Linked DNA regions of Homo sapiens: region 1 is linked to region 2. A link is an interaction called in ENCODE POLR2A ChIA-PET data of the cell type or tissue named here. Cell type or tissue: PC-9. All regions are shown on one strand.

Region 1 (8,000 bases), 110 kb after region 2:
AACAGAGCAAGACCTTGTCTCAAAACAAACAAACCAATAAACAAAAAAGCAAAATGAAAGTGAAATGCTGTTTCTGGATTTGTGCGTGTTGATGAGAATGTTGGTTTTTGTTTTTTTACTGAGAGCAAAAAAGCATATGTAGCATTAAACCTGGAGGAAATCATTGCTTGCCTCTGAGCTATCCTAACAGTGGAATATGTTAGAATTTCTGGGGCTCTGTGGCAGGGCAGAATTCCATCTGATTAAAATGGAACGGACAAGGCCAGCTGACATCTCAAAGTCCTGTCTGAGCAGCTGAGCTTCCAAAGACTAATTGCTAAAAAGACTAGATCGAGTTACTGTATCCAAAATATTTGGCTATTCCTAATCGGACTGTGGTTAAGAAAAGGCCTCCTGCAGCTTTGCTCAGTTGGCAGGCAGACAATTTCCCATGATTCCAGCTTAGCACCAGTTAGAAAATTATAGGGGGAAAAAAAAGTCCCTAACAATAAGATTGCCAAGTAAATCTGGAGTTTCCTTCTTGGTAATGATTTTGATTTTTCACAACCTGAGAGGGAATCTACAAGTTGCCCTTTGTCAGCCCCTTCCTTTCTAGCCCCCCCATCTCCATACAGTTGTGTGGTGGTTAACCAGTGGGGCTATAAGGTTTCATTCCCATTAGTCAAGCTCATCATAGAATAAATAACCATTGATTTATGGTTGCCTGGATCCTGATTAGAGTCTGGAAGATTCCTTTTTTTCCTACTTTCTCGTACTTTCTCCTTTTTTGGGGGGGGACCATAGGTAATTTGTGATCTCTCTTAATAGCACAGAATCACTGTAGCAGAAACAGACTCTGTATGAGGAGCTTAGAAGACTGGTCTTTGTTTTGAGTCTGTTGCCAATAGGAGTTAAAGAGTCTCTGGTCCTCTTGGCCATTCCTCTCCACACCCATAAAATGAGAGGCCTGTACAAGGCATCTCACAGGACTGGGATTTAATGAATATGGTTCTCTGGTTGATACTGCTTTTGGACCTCAGAGTGTGGAGCGGGAGGGATGTGGTTTCAGCATAAGAGAGTAGGGAGTGGGGAATGGAGCGCATGGCAGGGCACCAGAGAAATAAAACAAGGACAATCAAGGAATGGAGGGAAGCTGCTGCTCCCTTCCCTTTTAGTGGCAATTGTCAGCCTGCTGAGGCCAAGACGCCCTACTGCTCCAAGAAGCACTGCCCAAGATTTCTGAAGGGCATGGCAGTCTGCTCTTCCCTTCACCCACAGCAAGTCACACTTTATTCCTCTCGCACCTCCAGCAATGTCTCTAATATCCAGAGGAACCTGAATATTTTACCAGCCAGACCAAGGTGTTCTGTTTCTAAATCAAATCATCACTGTCTTTTTACAGTTTTGCATTAAATGATAGGTAAAAACTAAAACTTTTAATAACTGTTTCTTTTATATTTGTAGATCTTGCTGTTTCTCTACATAAAAATCTAATATAAGCTGATTTAGCACAAAATATGTGAAATTATATATATTTTTATTTCTTTTGTTATTGTTTTTGTTATTATTATTTTGAGACAGGCTGTCACTTTGTCACCCAGGCTGGAGTGCAGTGGCAGGAACACAGCTCACTGCAGCCTCGCCTCCCAGGCTCAAGCAATCCTCCCACTTCAGCCTCTTGAGTAGCTGGGACTACAGGTGTACACCACCACACCCAGCTTATTTTTGTATTTTTTGTAGAGACGGCATTTTGCCATGTTGCCCAGGATGGTCTCAAACTCCTGAGCACTCACAAAGTGAGACTCTGTCTTAAAAAAAAAAAAAAAAGAATATATGAAAATCTTTCTAATAATTTCAGAGTCACTGGCCTATGGCATATCTGTGAATTTTCTCCTTGTCCAGCCTTGTGACATATGGGATCGTGTGCATGTGCTCATTACCTGGGGGAAGTGGGCCGGTTCTGTTATATGTAGAGATGGCTCCACATATGGCAATCCTTCCAAATTTCTTCATCTGGCCGATAACAGTGTTTGAAAACTCTCCACCTACCTAAACAGATAGCAAAGACAAAATGTTAAATAATCTAAATACTAGAGATTCAGGAGAATCATTAAGTCACAAGCATTATTTTACAATACCTGTTTTAGCAGCAACAAAACTGACTGAATTAGCCCAACAGTGCAGAAGACTGCAGTTAGAAAAAGACATTAGAAACAGGCATTTTCGGCCGGGCACGGTGGCTTACACCTGTAATCCCAACACTTTGGAAGGTTGAGGTGGGTGGATCACCTGAGGTCAGGCGTTCCAGACCAGCCTGGCCAACATGGTAAAATCCTGTCTCTACTAAAGATACAAAAAATTAGAAGGGCATGGTGGTGGGCACCCATAATCCCAGCTACTTGGGAGGCTGAGGCAGGAGAACTGCTTGAACCCAGGAGGCGGAGGTTGCATTGAGCTGAGATCACACTACTGCACTCCAGCCTGGGCAAGAGAGCAAGACTCCATCTCAAGAAAAAAAGAAAAATAAATAAACAGGCTTTTTCATTTGATTCTAAGACCATACCTTTTATAACTTATACATTTTCCTTTATTATATATTGAGGTTCTCTGATCAGTCCAATAACCTCATTGTCTTATAATTTAAAGGTATGGAAAAATACTCAAAAGGTGTATAGAGAACAAAGTTGGAAGACTGGCACTTTTCAATTTCAAAACTTAATACAAAGCTAAATTAATTAAGATAGTGTGAGAGTAGAAATACAGATCAATGGAACTGAATCACGAGTCCAAAAATGAACCCTTACATTTAGGATCAATTGGTTTTCTACAGAAGTGCTAAAGCAGTTCAATAGAGGAAAAATAGTCCTTTCAATAAACGTGCCGAACAACTGGATTTCCACATGGAAAATAATGCAATTGGGCCTCTTCCTTATACTACACACAAAAATTAACTTAAAATGCATCGTAGACCTGAATGTAACAGCTAAAACTATAAAACTCTTAGAAGAAAACACAGGAATAAATATTCATGACTCTGAGAAAGGAAAAGCCTTCTTAGACATGACACCAAAAGCTCAAGGAACAAAAGAAAAATAGATTAATTGGGCTTCATCAAAATTTAAAACTTTCATGCTTCAAAGAATACCATCAAGAAAGTGAAAGCCAGCCTGGGCAACATAGTGAGACTCCATCTCTACAAAAAAAAAATACATAAAAATTAGCTGGGTATGATGGTGCATGTCTGTGGTCCCAGCTACTTGGGAGGCTGAGGCAGGAGGTTGGCTTGAACCTGGGAGGTCAAGGCTGCAGTGAGCTGTCATCACATACTGCACTCCAGATTGGGAGACAGAGTGAGACTGGTGAGACTGAGTCTCAAAAAAAAAAAAGGGCAAAAACAAAAACAGAAAGAAGGTTAAAGGCAATTCACTGAATAGGAAAAAATATTTGCAAGCCATATAGAGTTGGTCCTCATTATTAGTGGATTTCATATTTGCATATTGTAAACTACTTGCTAAAATTTTATTTGTAACCTCAAACCAGTACTCACTAAGCTTTCCCTGGTCACTTGCAGACATACATGGAGCAGTAAAAAAGATGCAGATGTTCTCTGAGGCTGAATAAGACCATGCTCTGCCTTCTTGTTTCAACTGTTACACAGAGATGACCAGAGGATGGGGCCACTGCAGTGCAGTTCAAGAGGCTCTGGTTCGGGGAAGAGCTGGATGGAGTATGAATCCCAACTCTGGGGGTATTAGCTAGTGGAGTGGCCATAGGCAAGTTACTTAACACTTCTGAACCTCCTTTTGTCTTTCATAAAATAAAAGCTACTAGGATGAGTTGTTTTAAGGATTTCAGATTATAGTCTATGTGAGATATGTGCAAACATGTACATATTTCCCCTAGAAGCAATGGTTTTCAGCCTTGGTGGTGACCTTATAGAACATAAATATTGTGAATAATGAAAATCCACTGAATCTAATAAGGGACTTGTATCGGTAAGATGTAAAGAACTCTTGGCCAGGTGTGGTGGCTCATGCCTATAATCCCAGCACTTTGGGAGGCCAAGGCAGGTGGATCACCTGAGGTCAGGAGTTCGAGACCAACCTGGCCAACATGACGAAACTCCGTCTCTATTTAAAATACAAAAATTAGCTGGGCATGGTGGTGCATGCCTGTAATCCCAGCTACTCGGGAGGCTGAGGCAGGAGAATCACTTGAACTCGGGAGGTGGAGGTTGCAGTGAGCCAAGATCGCGCCACTGCACTCCAGCCTGGATGACAGAGCAAAAAACTGTCTCAAAAAAAAAAAAATCTTACAACCTCACAAATAACCTAGTTCAAAAATGGGCAAAGATTTTGAACAGATATTTCTCCAAAGAAGATATACAAATGGCAAATACATACGTTGAAAGATCCTTAATATTGTTAGCCATAGGGAAATGCAAGTCAAACTCAAATCAGAATGAAATATCACTTCAAACCTACTAGGATGGTTATAATAAAAAAGACAGACAATAGCACGTGTTGGTGAGTATGTAGAGAAGTTGGAACCCTCATACACTGCTTGTGGGAATGTAAAGTACTGTAGCCACTTTGCAAAACAGTTTGACAGCTCCTCAAAATGTTAAACATGAAATTATCATATGACCCAGCAATTCTACTCATAGGTATATACTTAAAAGAAATGAAAAATCCACACAAAAACCTCTGCATGAATGTTCATAGTAACATTATACTTCATAGCCAGAAAGTATAAGCTAATACCCATCAGGCTGGGTGTGGTGGCTCACGCCTGTAATCCTAGCACTTTGGGAGGCCGAGTTGGGAGGTTTGCTTGAGCCCAGGAGTTCCAGACCAGCCTGGGCAACATGGCGAAACCCCATCTCTACTAAAAATATAAAAATTAGTTGCGTGTGGTGGCACATCCCTATAGTCCCAGCTACTTGGGAGGCTGAGGTGGAAGGATTGCTTGAGCGAGGGAGGTCGAGGCTGCAGTGAGCCACGATCACACCACTGCACTCCAGCCTAGGTGACAGAGTGAGATCCTGTCTCAAAAAACAAAAAAAAGGAATAAAGCACTGATAAATTCTATGATATGGATGAAACTTGAAAACATTTTGCTAAGTGAAAGATGCCAGTCATAAGAGACCACTTTTAGTGGGGAGGAGGGTGGTAATGGAGAGTGACTGCTAATGAGTAGCGTTTTTTGGGGGGGGTGATGAAAATATTCTTAAACTGGTTGTACAATTTTGCCAATATAGTAAAAAACATTGACTTCTACACGTTAAATGAGTGAATTACATGGTACATGAATGATATCTCAATAAAGCTGTTTTTTAAAAAAGGCATATATACTTTCTTCATGTACCCCAAAATGGAAACTCTAGGAATATATTCCCTTGTATCAGCGGTCCTCAACCTTTTTGGCACCAGGGAGCAGTTTCATTGGAAGACAATTTTTCCATCGATTGTTGGGGGGATGGTTTCAAGGATGATTCAAGTACATTGTGTTTATTGTGCACTTTATTTCTATTATTATTGCAATGTAATATACAATGAAATAATTATACAACTCACCATAACCATAGAATCAGTGGGTGAGTTTTCCTGCAACTAGACGGTCCCATCTGGGGGTGATGGGAGACAGTGACAGATCATTAGGCATCAGGCATCATCAGGCACCTGAGTAGTGCGATCTCCATAAGGAACGCACAACCTAGATCCCTCACATGCATAGTTCACAACAGGGTTTACACTTCTATGGGAATCTAATGCTGCCACTGTTCTGAGAAGAGGCGGAGCTCAGGCAGTAATGGGAGCAATGGGGAAGGGCTGTAAATACAGATGAAGCTTTGCTTGCTCACCTGCCCCTCACCTCCTGCTGTGCATCCCAGTTCCTGATAGGCTATGGACCACTAACCATCCATGGCCCAGGGGTAGGAGACTCCTGCTTTATATAGTACTTCCATAATAAATTAGATATTAAGTCCAGTTTGTACTTACATTATCAAAATAACAATCATAACCATCAGGAGACGCTTTCTTCAAGGTTTCTTCCAAAGACTCTACCGTCTTGTAGTTAAAGACGACATCAAATCCAAGCTTTTGAAGGTAGGCAACCTTTTCATCAGACCCTACTGCTCCAACAACTTTGCAGCCCTAAGTAGAAAAAAAAAAAAAAAGGAAACCATGAATAAGTCACAAGCATGGACCAACACTACTTTCCTGGTCTCGTATGCCTAGGTTCCCTAGGAACACTCTCTTAGGTGCTGAGCCACATATAAAAGGAATACCATAATGGGCCAACAGATCCCATAGGTGAAATCAGTCCCCGGACCATCCTACAACTCAGCTTCAGCTTGCTTCTGACCACCCAGCAGGTCCCTTCTGCATTTATTTGGTTCATAGTTCCACCAGCTGGTTTCACAACCGATCCATTTGACTTCCTTGGTTCTTTGTTTCTGGGCTTCTCTTCCTTGCAATGCAGTGTATGCCATCTCTTGGTACAGTCATTCTTCAGACTATTATTTTGTCTCAGCTCTGTGACTCCCACATCACAGACAGCCCTCCTAGTAACTGCCCCCTTATCCTTTTTTGATTTTTTAAATGTTTATATTTTTTTGAGACATGGTCTCACTCTGTTGCCCAGGCTGGAGTGCAGTAGCACGAACATGGCTCACTGCAACCTTGACCTCTTAAGCTCGTGATCCTCCCACCTCAGCCTCCTAAGTAGCTGGGACCACAGGTGCATACCACTACATCTGGCCTTATATTTTTTAAATTTTCACAGAGACAGGGTCTCACTATATTGCCCAGGCTGATCTCGAACTCCTAGGCTCAAGTGATCCTTCTGCCTTGGCCTCCTAAAGTGCCCAGGCTGATCTTGAACTCCTGGGCTCAAGTGATCCTCCTGCCTCAGCCTTCTAAAGTGCTCGGATTACAGGCATGAGCCACTGCACCAGGCCCCCTTTATCCTTTGATTTAGTCCAAAGCACCAGACTACACGCTTCCTAATCACAGAGGAGCTAGGAAGCATTCTGAAAAGCACTTTCAGGATGACACTACAGATTATAGTGGTTCATAGAAACTAGCTTTTCAGAAAGCTCCCTTATACTCTAAATGTATTATGAAGACCAGAATATGTGCCACTGTGCATTTTCAATCGAGGAAAAACCCCAGTTGGATTTACATGAATCTCTGTACAAATAGTGACGGCCACAGGCTTTTTCCATTCCTTCATGATTCCAGAAAAAACTATTGCAAGAGAGCCCTCCTTGGTCCTTTTTCCTTCTAAGACTATAGACTATCATAGGATGATCTCTTTCACTCTTATGACCTCCTTTATGCAGATTATTAATTAATCTATTAATTCTATCTATTAATGTTAGCCCATTTTTTTTCTCCTGAGTTCCAAATCAGTATTTCCAACAACCTATAGATGTCCTCACACTTGGATGTCCTGTAGGTCCCTCATAAATAGTGTGTTCAAAAGGGAATATACTTTTTTCCTTGCTTCTTACTTATTTCTTTTCTATCCACTATTATAAGAGAATGATACCACTCAGTTATCCAAACCTGAAACATGGCTCAAAGGAGAAGCTTTCCTTTGTCTTATGATCCATGTCCAATCATCTGGTTTTCTTCCTCTTTTTTAACCAAACAGCCTTAAAATCCGACTCTGGGCCAGGCGCGGTGGCTCACGCCTGTAATCCCAGCACTTTGGGGGGCTGAGGTGGGTGGATCACCGGAGGTCGGGAGTTCGAGACCAGCCTGACCAACACGGAGAAACCCCATCTCTACTAAAAATACAAAATTAGCCAGGCGTGGTGGCACATGCCTGTAATCCTAGCTACTCGGGAAGCTGAGGCAGGAGAATAGCTTGAACCTGGGAGGCAGAGGTTGCGGTGAGCTGAGATCGCACCATTGCACTCCAGCCTGGACAACAAGAGCGAAACTCCATCTCAAAAAAAAAAAAAAAAGCTGACTCTGACTTCCAATCTTTGTCGATGCATCAAAATTTTC
Region 2 (8,000 bases):
CCAAGCAAATTGAACTGGAACTGCTAGAAAATGCAATATGGAAGTAGGAGATACTAAAAACTGTCAGTATTCACAGATTACATGATATTTATGGGATAGGGTATGTAAAATAAGAAAGTTAATTATGTTGCATACAAGATCAGAGTACAGAAGTCAACTGAGATAAATGAGAACAAAGTATCAATGTAGTTTTTAAAAACATATAATTAACAATGGCAATAAAACTACAAGTTATCTGGAAATAAATCTAATGAAACATGTCATAGTCCTTTACAGAGAAAATTATAATCCTAACTATAATTCATAAGATCTAAATTAATGGAGAAGCACAACATTCATGGAATTTTTTTTTTTTTTTTTTTTTTGAGACAGAGTTTCACTCTGTCACCAAGGCTGGAGTGCAGTGGTGCAATCTCGGCTCACTGCAACTTCTGCCTCCCAGGTTCAAGCGATTCTCCTGCCTCAGCCTCCCAAATAGCTGGGATTACAGGCATGCGCCACCACACCTGGCTAATTTTGTATTTTTTGTAGAGATGCAGTTTCGCCATGTTGGTCAGGCTGGTCTCAAACTCCTGACCTCACTCAGGTGATCCACCCACCTCAACCTCCCAAAGTGCTGATACTACAAGTGTGAGCCACCACACCCAACTACATTCATGGATTTCCATGTCAGGATAGGTTAGTGATAATAACCCCCAAATTTCCATGGCTTAAAAACAACCAACATTAGTTTCTCACTTAGACCATGCCTCAGTCATAGATCAGGAGGAGGGCTCTGCTCACTACAGTCGGCTGATAGAGCCAACACCATCTCAAACACCGCTAGTTAGTGCCATATCCTCAATCCTTCTGGCTCAATTCAACCCTTCTGTGGTGAAACTTCTGTGGTGAATCACATGTCTCTCACTGTGTCCCCAGCACTAAATTCTATTTTGTGCCCAAAAGAGAGAACTAGAAATATCTGGTAAACAGCACTAATGCTCACAAATAAACTCAATATTGCAAAGATGGGAAGCCCCCAACAGTCAAACATTCTCTACAGAAAACAGAGTGCTTTGTGAAAGCTGAAAAAAATTATAAAATTCCTTTGGAATATGAATGGAACAGAGTATGAAACAGCAAAGAGCCAAGAGTAACTGTCAATTTTCCATAAAAGTGCAGTAGGAGTGGCTCAATCAGATTTCAAGACTTATAAAGCTATGACAATTATTAAGATTGAGTGTGACAAAAGCACCGGTCAGCAAATAGACAAATCAATAGATTAAAACAGAGAACACAGAAAGAGAACTGGGAATACATGAAAACTTGAGATTGACAAAAATGCCATTAAGAATCAGAGAACAATGGACTACACATCAGAAAAAAAAAGATTCAAATCTAACAGTACCAAATGTTGGCAAAGATGGGAAACAAACCAAGAACTCTGGTCCACTACTGATGGGGTACATATTGATACAATCTCTGAAGAGCAATTCTGCAGTAAAGACATCTCTAGCAAAGTTGAAGAGGAACATACCCTTCCACCTAGCAATTCTGCCATTCAAGAAGCCCATCTACAAACTGTTTATCACCAGTCAGCAAAGAGATAAGGAACACTTTTTATTGAAAAAGTGCTTCTAGAATAAGAAGTGTTAAATAAATTAACAGTGATAGTTGATTTACATTTTGATGCAAGTTCCTTATTTGCAAGAAATAACTCCCTAATGCTCAGACAACACTTTATGTAACACCGTCCTAGAAAAAAACTCTCCCAGGGGCTGAGTGTGGTGGCTCACACCTTTAATCCCAGCACTTTAGGAGGCTGAGGTAGTCAGATCGCTTGAGCTCAGGAGTTCAAGACCAGCCTGGGCAACATGACAAAACTCCATCTCTACCAAAAAAAAAAAAAAAAATTAGCCAGGCATGGTGGTATGCACCTGTAGTCCCAGCTACTCAGTACTCGAGAGGCTGAGGTGGGAGAATCCCTTAAGCCTGCAATGAGTTGTGATCGTGTCCCTGCACTCCAGCATGGGCAACTGAGCAAGATCCTATCTCAAAAGAAAAAAAAAAAAAAAGAACTCTCCCAGGAAGAGACAAGCACAAGGACACATGTGTGAAAGTGTTCACAGCCCAGGATTAGTAAAAGCAAAAATATAAAAACAATCTAAATATCAGTCAACATGAGAAGGAATAAATTATGCAGAGTCACACAACGATGGAAATAAATAAACAAGGATTACATGTTACATGAGCCAACAAGACCATATCTGAAAAATCTAAGATCAAACAAAATAAGCTGCAGAAGGATATGTACAGTTTAGTCCCATTTATGGAAAGTTTTTAAACACAAAACATATTGGGTACGATACATCACAGTAATGACAATCTCTGAATGAAAAGGGAGAGGGAAGGAGGGGAGGAGGAAAGAGAGGAAAAAAGGGAAGAAAAGAAAAATGATATGATAAGGAGTAACACAGGGGGTTTGAATTGCATCTGCAATGTTTATTTCTTTAAAAAAATAAAATAAGGCCGGGCGTGGTGGCTCACGCTTGTAATCCCAGCACTTTGGGAGGCCAAGGCCAGTGGATCACCTGAGGTCGGGAGTTTGAGACCAGCCTGACCAAAATGGAGAAACCCCGTCTCTACTAAAAATACAAGGAGGCTGAGGCAGGAGAATAGCTTAAGCCCGGGAGGTGGAGGTTGTGGTGAGTCGAAATCATCCCACTGCACACCAACCTGGGCAACAAGAGCAAAACTCTGTCTCAAAATAAATAAATTAATTAATTAAAATAAAATACAAGACCTGAAGCTGATAGCAGAAAATGTAAAAATTTGACAAAGATGAGTCAGACATACATAAATGTTAATAAGATTACTCTCCAAGGCCGGGCACAGTGGCTCATGCCTGTAATCCCAGCACTTTGGGAGGCCGAGGTGGGTGGATCACCTGAGGTCAGGAGTTTGAGACCAGGCTGGCCAACATGGTGAAACCCTGTCTCTACTTAAAATAAAAAAATTAGCCAGGCATGGTGGCGGGCGCCTGTAATCCGAGCTACTCGGGAAGTTGAGGCAGGAGAATTGCTTGAACCTGGGAGAAGGAGGTTGCAGTGAGCCGAGATCGTGCCATTGCACTGCAGCCTGGGCTACAAGAGCAAAAAAAACTCCATGTCAACATTACTCTCCATACTTTCCTTCATGGTTGAAATAATTCGTTATTTTTAAAAGAATATATATATATATATATTCCATGATAATTTTATTTTATGATATAATTATATAAAAAGTGAAAGAAAATACATCAGTAATTTTTCTTAATACTTTTCAAATATTTTTCAGTGAAAATACATTTTTTGATTAGAAAAAAACAGCATACAGGCCAGCATATGCAGTGGCTCACTCCTGTAATCCCAGCACTCTGGGAAGCTAAGGCAGAAGAATCACTGGAGCCCAGGAGTTTGAGACCAGCCTCGGCAACACAGCAAGACCCCATCTCTACAAAAAATTGAAAAATGAGCCAGGCATGGTGGTGCGTCCCTGTAGTGCCAGCTACACAGGGGGCTGAGGTGGGAAAATCGCTTCAGCTCAGGAGGTTGAGGCTGCAGTGAGCTAGATCATGCCTCTGCACTCCAGCCCGGGTAACAGAGCAAGACCCTGTCCCAAAAAAAAAAAGTATACAGAGCAAATATTTTTCAAAAATCAAAAATCCATGTTTTAAAGACAAGAAAAAAAATTTTTAATCACAGAACTTTGAAGCTTGAAAGGAACCTTAAAGCCTATGAAAGAACAAAAAGAGGCAGGGCACGGTGGCTCACACCTGTAATCCCAGCATTTTGGGAGGCCGAGGTAAGTGATCACGAGGTCAGGAGTTCAAGACCAGCCAGGCCAACATGGTGAAACCCATGTCTAGTAAAAATACAAAAATTAGCTGGGCATGATGGTGTGCATCTGTAATCCCAGCTACTCAGGAGGCTGAGGCAGGAGAATCGCTTGAACCCGGGAGGTAGAGGTTGCAGTGAGCCATGATGGCGCCATTGCACTCCAGCCTGGGCGACAGAGCGAGACTCCGTCTCAAAAAATAAAAAAAAAGAAAGAACAAAAAGAACATTTGATCTCAAAGGAAAAGTATCAAAACCCTGAGAATCTTAAAATTCCAAAACAAAACAAAAATCCAGTTTAGCTCATGTTAACTATGACATTCTTGTAGGAGGAAAAAAAATCTACTAAAAATATAAATAACTAAATACACACACACACACACACACACACACACACACACACACACGTTTTTATTTTGGAGACAGGGTTCTGCTGTTGCCCAAGCTGAGGTGCAGTGATGCAGTTACAGCTCATTGCAGTCTCAAGCCATTCTTCCACCTCAGCCTTGGAAGTAGCTAGAATCACAGACATATGCCACTGCACCCAGCTAGTTGTTTTATTTTTTGTAGAGATGAGGTCATCCTATTTTGCCCAAGCAATCCTCCCACTTCAGCCTCCCAAAGTGCTGGGATTACAGGCGTGAGCCACCACACCCAGCTCATTTATTTTCCTTTAAATAATTCAAATTTATCTTATTCGCCTGTCTTTAGTTTCTCTATCTAAAGACGAAGAAGGAACACTCCCTCCTCCTACCCGCATAAAAAGAAAACGACCAGTAAAGGTTTAAAGACTTCAGCACATTCTTCAGATCTCTCTCAAAAACACAACTTTAACTTCTAAATTAGGGAGGAAAAGCTATTTTCTTACAGGACTAGAAAAAACAATAAACCTACAATTACTTATTTTTCCCTCACATCATTATTAATGGAAAAAGCATGTTAAAAAAGAGAAGAGAAAAAAGAAGAGAAGAGATGAGAAAAAAGAAGAGATGAGAAAAGAGAAGAGAAGAGAGAAGAGAAGAGAAATCAGTTTCCTTTCAGGACAACCTGAACATCAAAATAGTCCTTTAAAATTATACAAGAAAAGTATACTATCAAAAGGAATAGAGAAAGGATTCTATTTAAGGCAATGTTATCCCTGTTTGGTTGAATTTCAGAGGATTCTTTCTGGTTTGTTTAATTATGTGTCATTACTAACTTACTTCATGAGCACGAATTACTTGCGTGAATTTCTGAGTGACAGGTTTCAGGTTTTTTAAGGTTGCTTAAATTTTCTACAAAAAATATTTTTTTCCTGAATATGAAAGTAAATTTTAAAATACAAATCAGGTTAGAGGTCTTAAGTAGAAGCTGAAATTGAAGAGAAAGCTGAAAATACCTAAGACCACCGCTAACACCACACGATATTTTTTAAAAGATCTATCAAGTTACTACAGAAATATATTACACTATAATAGACGATTTCAGAAAGAAATATTCTCTCTAATGGTATTTACTTTCTTCTGATTCACAGATATAAGTATATAAAATACATCACAGTCACAAAGCAGTTTCACATGGCCTTCTGAGCCTCAGAAAAATGTTGTGAGGTGCACTTATAGATGCATTTATAGACTCACCACCTAACTGACCTGCCAGAGGTCACCATGTGAATGATACACAGATTCAGAAGCTGAACCCAGGACCTGAGGTCAGGAGTTCAAGACCAGCCTGACCAATATGATGAAACCCCATCTCTATTAAAAATATAAAAATTACTCAGGCGTGGTGGCATGTGACTGTAGTCCCAGCTACTAGGAAGGATGAGACAGAACTGCTTGAACCCAGGAGGCAGAGGTTGCAGTGAGCCGAGATCACGCCACTGCACTTCAGCCTGGGCATCAGAACAAGACTCAGCCTCAAAAAACAAAACAAAACAAAAACAAACAAGCTGAACCCAGAGAGGGCTTTACCCTCCAAGCGCACACTGGAACACAGTACCTGCCTGTAAAGAACTTCTAGTAAAGCAAGTAGTATTAGCTCCAATTTACAGTTGAGGAAACAGAGCCTTGAAAACATTCTGTTGACCAAGATTCCAAAACTACTAAGTGGCAGGGCTGATTCAAACCCTAGACAGTCCAATGCTCCTTCTAGCACACTAAATTATAACATGGTTTAAGCGAGAAAGTAGGTGGAGAAGATACTAAATCTTACTAGACAACTGTATACGACGTGACTCCAAACCAGCAGAGATGCAGCAGTTACTGCCGAGAGAAGGAAAGGAAGAGAACAGAAAAAGATGAAGAGGAAGGGGTGAACCAGTAAAAGGGCAGAAAATCAAGCACTCTTAAAACAAGGCCTTTTCCTAGGACATACCAATTCTGGGCAAAGAGAGTGAGTGAGAGAGAGAGAGAGAGAGAGAGAGCGAGCGTGTGTGTGTGTTTCATGTCCAAGCTCAAACGTGTGTGTGTGTGTGTTTCACGTCCAAGCTGAAACATTTTCAGAAGTGGGAGCCCAGAAACTAAGAAAAGAATAAGAAACTAAAGTATAGGGAATTCACAAAAATTGGAAATATCAGGCTGGAAGGTAGGGAAGAGAATGGACTCTGACAGTCAGTACAATTAGGAGTTTGAGGCTAAAACTATGGAAAAATAAGGAAGCCCTAGTTGGCATCTAGATTTTGTGTGTAATACTAGTATTTTCTGGTAGATCAATCCTGTGAATTATAAATCTAACCAGATACTAACCGGAAGTTAAAGTCCACTTCATCTATCTGAAATATCATCTCAATTCCCCAAAAGCCACGCTAATACTTGGCAAAACCCAAATGAGGCCAGCAGGATGCTTCTTTAAGAATTAATTAGCTGAGCGTGATGGCAGGCCCCGTAATCCCAGCTATTTGGGAGGCTGAGGCAGGAGAAATCACTTGAACCCAGGAGGCAGAGGTTACAGTAAGCCAAAATTGTGCCACTGCATTCCAGCCTGGGCAACATAGCGAGACTCTGTCTCCAAAAAAACAAAGCAGCCGGGTGCAGTGGCTCACACCTGTAATCCCAGCACTTTGGAGGCCAAGGCAGGTGAATCACGAGGTCAGGTGAATTTGAGACCAGCCCGGCCAACATGGTGAAACCCTGTCTATACTAAACATACAAAAAATTAGCTGGGCGTGGTGACGGGCGCCTGCAATCCCAGCTACTCGGGAGGCTGAGGCAGGAGAATGATTTGAACCCGGGAGGTGGAGCAGTGAGCCGAGATCCAGCCACTGTACTCTAGCCCAGGCGACAGTACGAGACTCCGTCCCGCCAGGCGCGGTGGCTCACGCCTGTAATCCCAGCACTTCGGGAGGCCGAGGTGGATGGATCACAAGGTCAGGAGATCGAGACCACCCTGGTTAACACAGTGAAACCCCATCTCTACTAAAAATACAAAAATTAGCTAGGCATGGTGGCGGGCGCCTGTAGTCCTAGCTACTCGGGAGGCTGAGGCAGCAGAATGGCGTGAACCCGGGAGGTGGAGCTTGCAGTGAGCCGAGATCGCGCCACTGCACTCCAGCCTGAGTGACAGAGCGAGACTCTGTCTCAAAAAAAAAAAAGACGCCATCTCAAAAAAAAGAATGTCTAGAAATGTGATCTCTACTCCTGTTTGTAAAGAGTTACCCCCATCCCCAGCCTTTTTTACAGAACTCAACAGATGCAAATGTACTTAAAAGGAGAATGTCAGGCAGTCTAGCAGAAAACATAAATATAAGTTGGGAGTGGGGAGAAGATCCATTACCAGAAAGAGACAATCCATCAAGGTTCCTGCAGGAGCTGCCTCTCTCCAGCCAGGGCCCAAGAGGTGGCAATGAGTACCTTCACAGGCAACAAAGTCCTGAGCAGGAGGTCCCTGCTGATGGAGTCCTTTGCTAGTAACTCTGCCCACCCCAGAATTAAGGCAATCAGACAGATTATCTTTCTGTTCCCTAGTCCACCAGTCTGTCCCCCAAGGGCCCAGGCAGATACCCTAATCTGGAAACCCTTGCATCTGGATCTACTACAGGCTAGGCTCTTTAAACAGGGAAGAGGAAAAGAGTCTTTCTTTCCCTGGCCTTTTTTTTTTTTTTAGTGAAGTCTTGCTCTGTCACCCAGGCTGCAGTGCAGTGGCGCAATCTCTGCTCACCACAACCTC

What was found. ChIA-PET counts read pairs that join two places held together with the same protein. Peaks named below come from ENCODE experiments on the same cell type or tissue, not always from the same donor. Only the 100,000 strongest peaks of a DNase experiment are listed, where the experiment ranks them.
Region 1: POLR2A ChIA-PET joins it to region 2 with 9 read pairs; 5 of 35 experiments call an interaction of 5 or more read pairs at or near these places.

Annotation. Positions count from the first base shown.
Region 1 is chr9:111,572,815-111,580,814 of GRCh38, forward strand. It overlaps PTGR1 (prostaglandin reductase 1), which reads right to left. Exons shown (of 10, transcript NM_001146108.2): 7 at 5,982-6,137; 8 at 1,920-2,028. It also overlaps a transcript of ZNF483 not described here. Among named protein-coding and RNA genes, the nearest start is that of PTGR1, 23 kb to the right of the region's middle. RefSeq lists an enhancer at 39-208. In PC-9, no CTCF peak of the experiment used is centred here; no DNase peak of the experiment used is centred here.
Region 2 is chr9:111,462,396-111,470,395 of GRCh38, forward strand. All of the region lies in intron 2 of ECPAS (Ecm29 proteasome adaptor and scaffold), which reads right to left. Among named protein-coding and RNA genes, the nearest start is that of ECPAS, 18 kb to the right of the region's middle. In PC-9, no CTCF peak of the experiment used is centred here; no DNase peak of the experiment used is centred here; H3K27ac peaks cover 854 bases.